2 separate regions of the Homo sapiens genome follow, and region 2 is linked to region 1. Evidence: read pairs that join two places in POLR2A ChIA-PET (ENCODE). Cell type or tissue: OCI-LY7. All regions are shown on one strand. Links, peaks and the distances in the headings refer to the core of each region. The heading gives the core; the rest is flanking DNA.

Evidence for each region. ChIA-PET counts read pairs that join two places held together with the same protein. Peaks named below come from ENCODE experiments on the same cell type or tissue, not always from the same donor. Only the 100,000 strongest peaks of a DNase experiment are listed, where the experiment ranks them.
Region 2: POLR2A ChIA-PET joins it to region 1 with 6 read pairs; 4 of 35 experiments call an interaction of 5 or more read pairs at or near these places.

Annotation. Positions count from the first base shown.
Region 1 is chr17:51,109,106-51,116,433 of GRCh38, forward strand. The region is part of intron 1 of SPAG9 (sperm associated antigen 9); the gene reads right to left. Among named protein-coding and RNA genes, the nearest start is that of SPAG9, 8.1 kb to the right of the region's middle. In OCI-LY7, for the core only: no CTCF peak of the experiment used is centred there; a DNase peak (open chromatin) is centred at 3,776.
Region 2 is chr17:50,799,919-50,807,246 of GRCh38, forward strand. No RefSeq gene overlaps it. Among named protein-coding and RNA genes, the nearest start is that of WFIKKN2, 32 kb to the right of the region's middle. RefSeq lists an enhancer at 1-318 and a silencer at 6,249-6,470. In OCI-LY7, for the core only: no CTCF peak of the experiment used is centred there; no DNase peak of the experiment used is centred there.

The DNA of each region.
Region 1 (7,328 bases), core at 2,302-4,801:
CCCGCCTCAGACTCCCCAAGTGCTAAGATTACAGGCATGAGCCACCACGCCTGGCCAATGTGCTAATTTTAAAACAAAATTAGCCAATTTTAATTCCGTTTTATATATTTCACATTTAAATTTCTTTTTCTTTTTCTTTTTTCTTTTTTGAGATGGAGTCTTGCTCTGTCGCCTAGGCTGGAGTGCCGTGGCACGATCTCAGCTCACCACAACCTCCACCTCCCAGGTTCAAGTGATTCTCTTGCTTCAGCCTCCGGAGTAGCTGGGATTACAGGCACACACCACCATGCCCAGCTAATTTTTGTATTTTTAGTAGAGACGGGGTTTCACCATGTTGGTCAGGCTGGTCTCGAACTCTTGACCTCGTGATCTGCCCACCTCGGCCTTCCAAAGTGCTGGGATTACAGGCGTGAGCCACTGCGTCCGGCCTCAAATTTAAATTTCTTATAGAAAAGTAACTAAAATGCAAACACTTCCTCCCAGATGAGTTTCATTAATTCATTATAAACATATTAAGAAGCTAGTTAGCTATATAATAACTGACACATACTGTGCTCTTAAAAATTAATTCAAATTAATATTAGATGATATTACAAAGGTTCTTTTTTTTCTTTTCTTTTCTTTTTGACAGAGTCTCACTGTGTTGCCCAGGCTGGAGCACAGTGGCATGAACACATCTTACCTCAGCCTTGACTTCCTAGGCTGGTGCGATCCTCCTGCCTCGGCCCCCCAAGTAGCTGGGACTATAGGCACACACCACCACACCACGCTAATTTTTATATTTTTTGTAGAGACAAGGTTTTGCTATGTTACCCAGGCTGATCTTCAACTCATGAGCTCAAGTGTTCCGCCCACCTCAGCCTCCCAAAGTGCTGGGATTACAGGCATTAGCTACTACACTCGGCCTTGGAAATGTTCTCAAACGTAAATAATATGGTGGTTATATGGCAGAATATTCTCATTTTTTAGGAGATAAATATGTTAAGTACTGAGAGGCAAAGTATCATAATGTCTGTAATTTAAATATGTTAAGTACTGAGGGGCAAAGTATGTCTGCAATTTAAAATGGTTCAGCAATTAAATATGTGTATGTGTGTATATGTGTATCCACACCCACACATCCACATATACAGACAGATAAATAAAACAACAACTACTGAATCTATATAGTGGGTATACAAATGACAAATGTACTTTCCATTTTTCTATATGTTTGAAAGTTTACCTAATAAAAAGCTGGGAGGGGTGGTGGTGGATTTACTGAAAAAGTTTACTAACCTTACAAAAAAAAAAAAAAAACCCTAGCTGGACGTGGTGGCTCACGCTTGTAATCCCAGCACTTTGGGAGGCCGAGGCAGGCAGATCACTTGAGCTCACAAATTCGAGACCAGCCTGGGCAACATGGTGAAACCCGTCTTTACAAAATATCAAAAATTAGCTGGGCGTGGTGGTGTACACCTGTAGTCCCATCTACTTGGGAGGCTGAGACGGAAGGATGGCTTGAGCCCAAGAGGCAACAGTTGCAGTGAGCCAAGATCGCACCACTGCACTCCAACCTGGGCCAGACCTTGTCTCGAAAAAAATAACATAAAATAAAATTCTATACCCTCAACTTGGTACTTCTCTATTACATTAATATATAAATTCCCATGGTTCACCTCACACATTTTTGGGTGTGCCTATTATGCCAAACTACTGAATGCTGTAATTCTTAAGAAAATAAAACACAGTATGGCCGGGTGGGTGGCTCATGCCTGTAATCCCACCACTTTGGGAGGCCGAGGCGGGCAGATCACGAGGTCAGATTGAGACCATCCTGGCTAACGCAGTGAAACCCCATCTCTACTAAAAATACAAAAAATTAGCCGGGTGTGGTGGCGGGCGCCTGTAGTCCCAGCTACACGGGAGGCTGAGGCAGGAGAATCGCTTGAATCCAGGAGGCGGAGGTTGCAGTGAGCCGAGATCCCGCCACTGCACTCCAGCCAGGGTGACAGAGCAAGACTCCGTCTCAAAAAAAAAAAGAAAAGAAAACACAGTGCTATGTTCAAAGCAATAATCAAATATCACTGGTCAAGATTTCAAAGTAAAAAACAGAACTTATATATACCCATTTCCAAATAACAGCTTTTTAAATATATATAACATTACATACATTATTAAACTGGTCTATGCAGATATTTCTGACCACAACCTAATAACTTATTTAGATAACAGCTGTATTCATTGAGTGCAGAGCAGAGCAAAATAACTTGGGTAGGTTCTAACATCAGTTCTCCTGAGAAGCAAAGTTCAGTACAACATAAGTAAGCAGCATGTAGTTAAAGGTAAGGTAAAGATTTCAAGAAGCAGGAATCCTGTACTCTCTCAAGCACAGAACTGGATGTGTGACCTATGGCACACACTTCAGCAATCCAGTGAATAGTCAATCTACTAATCTACCCTCTGAACCAGTTTGGTACTATACCCAGTTTGGTGTCCTCTTTTGTGATTTTTTTTTGTTTTGTTTTTTCTTTTGAAGACACAGTCTCACTCTGTAGCTCAGGCTGGAGTTCAATGGCAAGATATTGGCTCACTACAACCTCCGCCTCCCAGGTACAAGTGATTTTCCTTCCTCTGCCTCCGGAGTAGCTTGGATTACAGGCGTCCGCCACCATGCCCAGTTAATTTTTGTATTTTTAGTAGAGACGGGGTTTCACCATGTTGGTCAGGGCTGGTCTTGAACTCCTGACCTCAGGCAATCCACCACCTCGGCCTCCCAAAGTGCTGAAATTACAGGCATGAGCCACCATGCGTAGCGTTCTTTTGTGATTTTTAACTAAATAAAAATATGAGTGTCACTACAGCAGGGACACATAATGGTATCTCATTTAGATATTCACATTCAGAAATCTCAAATTTAAAAAAAGATGTCTTAATCCAGAGCTAGTCTTTGTCTTTAAAAAAAAATGTCTTAGGAGCTTAAGTAATAATTAACTAACAAATTATTATTTCATAAAGCAACAACCATACCCCTTCCCATCCCACTCCCGCCAGAAAACAAACATAGATTGTTCATTTCAGAAAGTGTCTGAATGACTAGGTGCAGGGGCATATCTCTATCTACTCTGGCTAGGGGCAGTGTGAACATTATTCGAATCGTTAACCATGGCCAGGTGTGGTGGCTCACACCTACAATCCCAACACTTTGGGAGGCTGAGGTAAGAAAATGTCTTGAGGCCAGGAGTTCAAGACAAGCCTGGGCAACACAGTGTGACCCCATCTCTACAAAAAAAAAAAAAAAAAAAAGGCCAGGCGCAGTGGCTCACACCTGTAATCCTAGCACTTTGGGAGGCTGGGGCAGGCAGATGACTTGAGGTCGAGATCAAGACCATCCTGGCCAACATGGTGAAACCCCATCTCCACTAAAAATACAAAAATTAGCTGGGTGTGATGGCGCGCGCCTGTAGTCCCAGCTACTCAGGAGGCTGAAGCAAGAGAATCGCTTGAACCCAGGTGGTGGAGGTTGCAGCAAGCCAAGACACTCCACTGCACTCCAGACTGGCGACAGAGCCAGACTCTGTCTCAACAAAAAAAAAAAAAAAAAAAAAAAAAAAACTTTGGCAGGATCCACAAGGCAGGAGGATCCACTTGAGCCCAGGAGTTCCAGACCAGACTGGGCAACATAGTGAGTTCAGCTTGCATAACATAACGAGACCCTGTTTCTACAAAAAAAATTAAAAATTAGCCAGGCATGGTGGCGCATGCCTGTAGTCACAGCTGCTCAGAGGCTGAGGAAGTGGGATCTACTTGAGCCCTGGAGGTCAAGGCTGCTGTGGGCCATGATTGCACAACTGCACTCCAGCCTGAACCTCATCTCTAAAAAAAAGAAAAAAAAAAAAACCCAACCAAAGGAAAAAAAAATCACAAAAACAAACAGTTCAGAAAAAAAAAATGGTATTTTTAAAAATATGAAAAAATGTTGGCCGCTGCCGGGCGTGGTGGCTCACACCCATAATCCCAGCACTTTGGGAGGCCGAGGCCGGCGGATCACCTGAGGTTGGGAGTTCGAGACCAGCCTGACCAACATGGAGAAACCCCATCTTTACTACAAATACAAAATTAGCTGGCCATGGTGGCACATGCCTGTAATCCCAGCTACTCAGGAGGCTGAGGCAGGAGAATCCTTTGTATCTGGGAGGCGGAGGTTGCAGTGAGCTGAGATCGCACCATTGCGCTCCAGCCTGGGCAACAAGTGTGAAATGCCATATCAAAAAAAAAAAAAAAAAAGAAAGAAAAGAAAAAGCAAATAGGTTGGCCGGGCACAGTGTCTCACACCTGTAATCCCAGCACTTTGGGAGGCCAAGGCAGGTGGATCACCTGAGGTTAGGAGTTCAATACCAGCCTGGACAACATGGTAAAACCCCATCTCTATTAAAAATACAAAAGTTAGCGAGGTGTGGTTGTGAGCACCTGTAGTCCCAGCTACTCAGGAGGATGAGGCAGGAGAACTGCTTGAACCCGGGAGGCAGAGGTTGCAGTGAGCCAAGATCGCGCTACTGCACTCCAGCATGGGTGGCAAAGCAAGACCCCATCTCAAAAAAAAAAAAAACAACAACAACAAAAGAAAATAGGTTGGGTGCAGTGGCTCACACCTGTAATCACAGCACTTTGGGAGGCTGAGGTGCGAGGAATGTCTGAGCCCAAATATTCAAGATCAGCCTGGGCAACATGGGAAACCCATTTCTACAAAAAATACAAAAATTAGCCAGGCATGGCGGCATGATCCTGTAGTCCCAGCTATTCCGGAAGTTGAGATGGGAGGATCGCTTGAACCCAGGAGGCAGAGGTTGCAGTCAGCCGGGATTACACCACTGCACTCTGGCCTGGGCAACAGAGTGAGATCTCGTCTCAATCAATCAATCAAAAGATCTATAAAAATATTAAAATATGTGTTTTTTAGGCCAGGTGCGGTGGCTCACGCTTGTAATCCCAGCACTTTGGGAGGCCGAGGCAGGGGGATCACCTGAGGTCAAGAGTTTGAGACCAGCCTGGACAACATGGTGAAACCCCTTCTCTATTAAAACTACAAAAATTAGCCGGGCGTGCTGGCGCGTGCCTGTAATCCCAAACTACTAGGGAGGCTGAGGCAGGAGAATTGCTTGAACCTGGAAGGTGGGAGTTACAGTGATCTGAGATCGCACCACTGCACTCCAGCCTGGGCGACAGCACAAGACTCTGTCTCAAAAATAAATTTTTTAAAAAATGGGCCAGGCATGGTGGCTCATGCCTGTAATCCCAACACTTTGGCAGGCCAAGGTAGGCAGATAACAAGGTCAGGAGTTCAAGACCAGCCTGGCTAACATGGTGAAACCCCATCTCTACTAAAAATACAAAAAGTAGCTGGGCATGGTGGCTCATGCCTATAATCCCAGCTACTCAGAAGGCTGAGACAGAAGAACTGCTTGAATCCAGAAGGCAGAGGTTGCAGTAAGCCAAGATCGTGCCTCTGCACCCCAGCCTGGGCAACAGAGCGTGAAACTCAGTCTCAAAAATAAATAAAATTAAAAAATAAAATATCAAGTGTGGGCCAAGTGTGGTGGCTCACGCCTGTAATCCCAGCACTTTGGGAGGTTGAGGCAGATGAATCACTTGAGGTCAGGAGTTTTACACCACCCTGGCCAACATGGTGAAACCCTGTCTCTACTGAAAATACAAAAATTAGCCGGGTGTAGTGGTGCACACCTGTAATCCCAGCTACTCAGGCAGCTGAGGCAGGAGAATTGCTTGAACCTGGGAGGCAGAGGTTGCAATGAGCTGGGATAGTGCCACTGCACTCCAGCCTGGGTGACAGAGTGAGACTCTGTCTCAAAAAAAAAAAAAATTATGAATGAATGAGAACACTAAAACAAGAACAATGAATGTCAATACCTATTTTCCTGCCCATGAGTCTTACGGGTCCCATGTTCATACACTTCCAAAGACAAGAAGTGTCAAAAGTCTCCATTTAAACAAAAATCATTTTGTTACTGCTTTAAGTGCTGATTCCATGGGAACAAGTTAGAAAATTCTCAGTAGTGTCTCTCACCTCTGCATTCAGTCATCCTATTGTTTTGTTTTTTGGTAAGAAACAGGGTCTTGCCCTGTTGTCAAGGCTGGAGTGCCGTGGCCATGATAACTCACTGCAGTCTCAAACTCCTGGGCTTAAGTGATCCTCCTGCCTTAGCCTCCTGAGTAGCTAGGACTACAGGCTCACACCATCACACCCAACTAATTTTTTTTATGGTTTTTGGGGAAGAGGGGTCTCACTACGTTGCCCAGGCTTGAACTCATCCTTTTTTTTTTTTTTTTAAAGCAAAAGGCCACAAAAAAGCAGACACAAAATCACATAATCCATTCCCAGTAAAGATATTCTCTCTTCAGTCCATTCTCTGCATGTATGAGTCTATCTCAAAAAGGAGGGAAGGAGCCAGGCGCGGTGGTTCACAGTGGCAATCCCAGCACTTTAGGAGGCCAAGGCGGGCGGATCACCTGAGGTCAGGAGTTCAAGACCAGCCTGACCAACATGCAGAAACCCCAACTCCACTAAAAATACAAAATTAGCCAGGCGTGGTGGCGCATGCCTGTAATCCCAGCTACTTGAGAGGCTGAGGCAGGAGAACTGTTTGAACCCAGGAGGCGAAGGTTGCAGTGAGCCGAGATGGCACCATTGCACTCTAGCCTGGGCAACAAGAGAAACTCCATCTCAAAAAAAAAGAAAAGAAAAGAAAAGAAAAGAAAAAGAAAAGGAAGGAAGACAATGCCTCTTCGTTTTTATGTGTAATCTCCCTCTACTGAATGATGCTAAATGAGCTCTCACTTTGAGAATAACAGTGATAACATAAAAGACCCACAGAATCACTAAGAACTAAATTCCTAAAGGTTCTTTAAACTCGTATGTCTACTTTTCAGAAGTTTCTTTTTTTTTTCTTTTTTCTTTTTTGAGAGGTAGTCTCACTCTACTGCCCAGGCTGGAGTACAGAGGCACGATCCCAGCTCACTGCAACCTCCATCTCCCGGGTTCAAGCAATTCTTCTGCATCAGCCTCCCCAGTAGCTGGGATTACAGGCACCCACCACCACACCCAGATAATTTTTGTATTTTTAGTACAGACAGGGTTTCATCATGTTGGCGAGGCTGGTCCCACACTCCTGACCTCAAGTGATCCATCTGCCTCGGCCTCCCAAAGTGCTGGGACTATAGATGTGAGCCACCACACCTGGCCCTTTTTTAAAAGTTACAGCAAATCATGCCTGTTTTAAAAGAATCAGAAGTTGCAGAAAAACCCTAACATACCCAGTTATAACCTCTCT
Region 2 (7,328 bases), core at 1-2,500, 310 kb before region 1:
GTTAGCAGGGAGGGAGGGAGCCAGGTTTCCAGCCTGGGCTTCCTGACCAACAGTCCCTGGCCAGCCACTGGGCCCTGGTGGAGGCGGCTGTGAGGCTGGGGTCAGGGAGGGGTGCAAAGCCCGCTCAGCTCTGGGCCAGGTTTCCAGCAGGAGGACCTAAGACAGCACTGAGTCAGCTCAAGCCCACCTCAGAGTCAGGCTGGCTTGGTCATTAATTCCCTCCTTTGCTCCACCAACATTCACCCAGTACTTATTACATAGCAGGGGCATGCGGACCGGGAGACCAAAGCAAAACAACAGGAGAGATGCTGAGGTCAGCCACACTCAGAGGAGGGGGCTTGGGGAAGGGCCCTGGATCTGGTTTGGAGAGGCAGGGAGCATTCTCCAGTGGGGACATGTTCCAGGTAGAGTGCATGCAAGTCAAAGGAACCGAGACCTGGAGACCCTGGGGCTCTCCGAGGGTGCCAGTCATCCCTCAGGAATGGGATGAGCCCCGATGCCAGGAAGGGCAAGCGCTGAGGCCAAGGACACAGGCAGGAGTCAGACGACACGGCGTCTGTACCAGGGAGCTTGGGTTTAATCTTCTGAGCCACGGGACGGCACTGATGGGTTTTAAGCCGTGTAAAGACTTGATCCAATTTGTGAATTGGATCATCCTGGCTGCAGTGGGCAAGCTGCTGGGGTGCCAGGAATTGTTTGGAAGTCATTGGTCCAACACATGGCAGTGGTGTGACCACCTGGGAGAATGACCCCGCAGAGCAGACAAGTGGCCCAGGACGCACCTTTCGGAATGTCAGCATGGGGAGGGAAGGCCGGGAAGAGGAGCTGGTCAGAGAGAGTGTATAAGTGGCTGGAAGAGATAGAAAGTGGCCTTCAGAAGGCAGGCGGAGGATGGTTAGGGAAGATGGGATTGTCAGTAGCATCAGATGCAGCCAAGAAGTCAAGTGATGCAAGAACTGAATGTATCATTGGCTTTGGTGATTGGGAGGTGGCCTCCGTGAGTGCAGCGTGAAGGAGGTCGAAGCCAGCGGGCTTGCCACAGGCTGACAGGCAGCTGGAAACTTGTTCCTTGTGCACAGCAGTTATGAAGGCTGGGGAGCAGCCTTCTTAGAGGAGGAGGAGGAAGAGGAGGAAGAGGAGAAGGAGGAAGAGGAGGAGGAGGAGGAGGGGGAAGAGCTGCTCCTGATCAAGTTCCCTTGGGCATTGCTGGCTGAGCAGGAGCTTCAGCTTGCAGCTGCTTTGGGACCATTCACCCTGGATGGAAGCCTGAGTGAATCATTACCCCCAGGGTCTAAGGTGCTGCATTGTAGCAGCAAAGAGCCCCCATTATAACAGCACTCGGCTGATGGCCTACTGCACGCCAGGCACTGAGCCAGGGCTTTGTGCACACTATTTCATCGAGTCCTGCACAGGGGCATTATAGCCTGGGTGCTGAGGTTCAGAGAGAGGTAAGTGACTTAAGCAAGAAGCTCTGCTAGTCAGTAGCAGAGAAGAGATGTGAAGCCAGGACGACCTGAACCCGAGGCTGTTTCAGCTTCATCCTGCTGTTGTCCTAACTCCTGGGAGATATGGCTGAGAAGTTCTCTTTGGTCCTTGGCTGTTGGGTGGTAAGTGGTGGACAGGTGGCCATGCTTATCCAACCTGGGCCAGGAACTGGACTTCAGGTGGCTGGATCATTCATGGAGAGAGCGGCAGTGGCTAGGGTTGGCATGAGTCAAGGTAACAAATGGCCGATGCTGTCTTCTTGAGGGGTTCTCTGCTCTCAGGGTGGTGGTAGAACCGTGGAGGCAGTGGGATGCAGGTACCAGGGGGTTCACCTGGAATGAAATCCTTAGCCCTGGGACCCTAGATGGGCTCTCGGTCTGAGGTCAGGGTCAAGGGTCACAAGTGCTAGACAGGGTCCTCCATGATGGAAGGAGCCTCCAGAATCCTGGAGGGTAATTCACAGTAGACTGTAGTAGCCCTCTGAGGAGTGAAGCTTTGAGTGGTGGCCATCTCTGGAGAGAAGGAGGGTACAGCTAGTGGAGTTGATGGTCTAGGACAGCCCAGTGTTCCCTAGCAGTCATCCTCTGAGGCTGCCACAATGGCTCCGTGATTTGGGAGCAGAGATGCTGCACACAGTTGACCCTCACATCTATAGCAGCCACAGCTGGATGGTGTGACAAGCATTGCTGGGTGCTCTCTTTTCATCTGGGCACACAGCAAGACTGTATGCCCAGCTTCTCTTGCAGTTAGATGTGGCCGTGAGATTGAGTTCCATCTCAGTGGAGGGAACAGTCTGATGAAATGTGACTGCTTTTCTAGGCCTGCCTGTAACTATAAAAGCCTTCCCCACTTCACCAGTTCTTCATGCCCTTTCCCCTTTCATTGCTGGATGTCAACATCCCAAGTGATCTTGGGAGCCATGTGTTGAAGGTGACAGATCCCGGGTAATTGAAGACCTCTGTGGCAGAGAGCTCCTCCCCCAGCTCCAGGGACTGGGCCCACCTGTGACTGTTTATGTGAATGAGAATTCCACCTCACTACGCTTGTGCCATTATCATTCTCAGGCTTGTTTCTTGCAGCATTAACTGATCCTGTCTAATACAGACAGCCACAAAGCCGTTAGGTCCTGAGATCTCTTAGCTTTCATCTCCGGCTATTCTGTATCTGTTCAGCAGTTTTGACTCCCCCTAGCCTGGAGCTGATGTGGAATTTGAACTCTCACGAGGCACAAGCCAAGTCATTTTCTTTGGATGATTATGTTCTGATGTGCTGATGTACCATCTTGGGGAGCCAGACCCTGTAAAGTGGTTCATCCCCCCGCTTTACTGTGGGTGTAATTGTGCCTGGGGTGTTGACCTCAGCTAGGACCAACTTTCTCCAAATAGACAGGGGCAGAGGTCACCTGTGCTGGCTTCCTGTTGCAATTTTATGTCCCCACCAGAGCACAAATAGCACTCCCCTAGGTGAAGTGGCTCAGGAACAAGGAGGACAGACAGAAATGGGTTTCTCAGCTCCTGGCAGCTCATGCTGCTACCAGGCCTTTCTCCTTCTCTAGGAGGCTGGCTGTGAGGCAGGAGGGGAAGAAAAAAGGTGACAGTGTTTCACTTTTGTTTTGTTTTGTTTTTTTGAGACAGGGTCTTGCTCTGTGGCCCAGGCTGGAGTGCAGTGGCACAATCATGGCTCACTGAAGCTTCAACCTCCCATCCTCAAGCAATCCTCCTGCCTCAGCCTCCCAAGTAGCTGGGACCACAGGCGTGCGCCACAACACTCGGCTAATTTTTTATTTTTAGTAGAGACAAGATCTCACTATGTTGCCCAGGCTGGTCTCCAACTCCAGGGCTCAAGTGATCCGCCCACCTTGGCATCCCAAATGCTGGGATTAGAGGCGGGAGCCACCGTGCCTGGCTGTAGGTGTTTCTTGTGTCTCTGGTGAACCCTAGGAAGTATACTCAAACGAGTCAAAACCAAACCAAACAACAGGCCCCGATTGGAAGGACACCAGGAAGCTGAGAATGGCAGCAACTGGGGTGTCTCTGAAGACCTCACAGGCCACCGTTAGAGACCCAGCCCCTGTGGGCTTCAGCAGCTCCAGGCCACCTCCTTCCAGTCCTGCCCCCTGCACCTGTGAGGCAAGCTTGGCAGAAAAGTCCGGAGAAAGAGATCCAAAGGGTCTGGCTTGTAACCTCTTTAGGTGGGAGAAACGAGTTCAGTTTGAATCACAGGCCTCACCCTGCAGCCTGCGGCAGAGTCTTGGGGAAAGAAAGAAGCTTTGCTTTCATTAAAACTCAGAAACAGCCAGAGGCACCTTTTTCTTAAAGCCAGTATCTGCAGAGAAAAACAGCAGACTGGTCTCGCTTAGTAAGTGAAACAGAGGGACCTAGTTTAGATGGGGAAAAAGAAACACAAAACAAAGGACAAGAACCCAGTGAGTTTGCTGAGCGTATTTGCAGCTGAAGTGATTGACAGTGGGTGCAGGTCCTGAACCATGACTGTGTCCTGTGCTATCGAGCTTCATTTCACTCAGTTACCTAAAGTGTGTTCTACATCCTCGAGATTTATAATGATGATAATGGGGATGATAATGACTCATGTATTTTATTGTTCCTACTTTTCAGGCACAGTTTTTTGTTTGTTTGTTTGTTTTTGAGATGGAGTCTCGCTCTGTCGCCCAAGCTAGAGTGCAGTGGCAGATCTCAGCTCATTGCAAGCTCCGCCTCCCAGGTTTAAGCGATTTGCAGCTAATTTTTTGCATTTTTAGTAGAGACAGGGTTTCACCATGTTGGCCAGGCTGGTCATGAACTCCTGACCTCAAGTGATTCGCCTTCCCTGGCCTCCTAAAGTGCTGGGGTTACAGGCGTGAGCCACCACGCCCGGCATCAGGCACAGTTTTTAAGTGAGTTATATGTCGTAAATCCTCAAAATATTCCTATGGAGTAAGTACTATTATCCCATTGTACAGATGAGGAACCCGAGGCACAAAGTTATATGAAAAAGGCTCTGTAGAAAAAAATTAGAACAACAAAAATTATCTTTTTCTCTCTCTTTTTTTTTTGTTGTTTTTGCTTTTTTGGTTTTTTTTTTATGGAGATGAGGGTCCCACTATGTTGCCCAGGCTGGTCTCGAACTCCTAGGCTTCACGATCCTCCTGCTTCGGCCTTCCAAAGTGCTGGGATTACAAGCATGAGCCTCTGCACCTGGCCACTCATCCTTGTGTATGGAGTGGCTGGACAAAACACAAAGTCACTTAAGATAGACACTGAAGAGTCTACTTTAATTGCACATAGGGCCTTTGCCTAATGAGTCACATAATCGGGGCTCCGTGGAGTCATTAATATTTCACATCTTTTCCCATCAGCACAAAGTAAACACTATTTTAATAACCGCAATACTGCTTCTTTTTTTGGGCCCAGGAAATTGCTTGGTTCATTGTTCCATTTTAGAAAAGATTAAACAAAATTGATTTTCATAATTGTCATTCTGTACTTTTTTTTTGAGACAGAGTTTCACTCTTGTTGCCTATGCTGGAGTGTGATGGCGCAATCTCAGCTCACCGCAACCTCCACCTCCACCTCCCGGATTCAAGCGATTCTCCTGCCTCGGCCTCCCAAGTAGCTGGGATTACGGGCATGCACCACCACACCTGGCTACTTTTGTATTTTTAGTAGAGATGGGGTTTCTCCATGTTGGCCAGGCTGGTCTTGAACTCTCGACCTCAGGTGATCTGCCCGCCTTGGCCTTCCAAAGTGGTGGGATTACAGGCGTGAGCCACCGTGCCCTACAGTTTTTTTTTTTATTTTTTAGACAGAGTCTGGACAGAGTTTTGCCCTGTCATCCAGGCTAGAGTGCAGTGGTGTGATTTCGGCTCACTGCAATCTCCACCCCCCAGATTCAAGCAATTCTGCCTCAGCCTCCTGAGTAGCTGGGACTACAGGCGCACACCACCATGACCAGCTAACTTTTGTATTTTTAGTAGAGACAGGGTTTCACCATGTTGGCCAGGCTGGTCTTGAACTCCTGACCTCCAGTGATCCCCTGCCTCAGCCTCCCAAAGTGCTGGGATTACAGGTGTGAGCCACCACACCTGGACTCATTCTGTACTACTCGTCCCCAAGGGGAAATCTTATACTTTCTGATTCCACAATAAGTTCTGAGGAGGAGGTGAGGAGGGTTGCTGGTCAGACAGACACTGGGGAATCTACCTAGGAAGTGTCAATAGCCAGTTCAGCACACGCAGAAGTCCTGGCTGGACAGAGGAGGGCCCAGGTGTTCTGCATGTGGGAACACAGTCCTTAGGAACAGCTGGCTTGGAGGCGATGCTGCCTAAGCCAGCAACTTTTTCCAGGCCCCACTGGACGGCACCCAAGGACGTTATCCAGGCGAATGGTGACTCCCTGCAGGATCCATTCATTAGCCACATGGGGTGGGGGGAATGACATGGGGTGGGGGGAATCCCACAAGCCAAGGGTCAGTTACCAGGTGCAAACTGTCCAAGGAACACCTGGAGAACTTTCTTGCACTTTCTGACCTCCAGGGTCTCGACAAGCCTGGGCGTGCCCCAGAGGTCCAGTTTTTATGAATATTGGAGCTCCATGCTGTTCATCCAGGAAGCTCAAAGTTAAATGAAACACCTGGGGACCCCACAGAGTTATTATATTGTGGGGGGGTGCTAGTCTGGGCCCAGGCAGGATGCCCCATTTTCTCCACTTCAGGGAGCACCTGGGATTTGTGGTGGGAGATGGAGCTGCCCCCGTGAGGACTCTGGCTTGAAAGTGACAAAATCCAACATGAGCCAGCTTGGGCAGAAAGGGGGAATTTGCTAGAATCAACCAAAAACTTCAGCTGCACACTTGGCCGCTCCGCATGTGGGAAAGGCTGAGCTGCAGAGACCCTGCATCAGGTAGGGTTCCGGGATGGCATGGCAGCCCCACTAGGGCCACGTGGTTGGAATAGGGGGAGAAGCTGCCCCCAGGAAGAAAGGGTGTTCCCTGAAGAGGGCATGCGGCAGATCAAGAGGCAAATGTGCGCCTCACCAAGGAACTTGGCTTAGCGTTGCCAAATTTTCTCTGTGTTGGATTAGGGTCAAACTCTTGTTTGACTTGGCACAGAAGCTTGGAGGCCCGCTGGCTGCATGACTGCCTCACTCAGAGATGAGTATGGAGGGTCTAGAGGGGGCGCTGTGGGGCTCTGGCCAGAAACAGCCGAAAGTAGAAAACCATCCAAATATCCAAAAATTGATGAATGAATCAACACAATGTAGAACCTACAAACAACAGGCTGGGCGCAGTGGCTCATGCCTGTAATCCCAGCACTTTGGGAGGCCGAGGTGGGTGGATCACTTGAGGTCAGGAGTTTGAGACCAGCCTGGCCAACATGGTGAAACCCTGTCTCTACTGAAAATACAAAAATTAGCCAGGCGTGGTGGTGCACAATTGTAATCCTAGCTACTCGGGAGGCTGAGGCAGGAGAATCACTTGAACTCGGGAGGCGGAGGCTGCAGTGAGCCGAGATCGAACCACTGCACTCCAGCCTGAGTGACAGGGTGAGACTCCATCTCAAAAAAAAAAAAAAAAGAACCAACAAACAACAGAATATTATTCACCCATGTAAAGCAGTGAAGTACTGACACCCACCACAGTATAGATGAACCCTGCAAACCTCATGCTAAATGAAAGAAGCCAGACACAAAAAGGCCAATATTGTATGACTCCATTTATGTGAAATGTTTAGATAGGCAAATCCACAGAGACAGGAAGCAGATTTGCGGTTGCCAGGGGCTGTGGGGAGGGGGAATGGGAGTGATGGCTAATGGATTTCCTTTGGGGATGATGAAAAAGTTCTGGAAC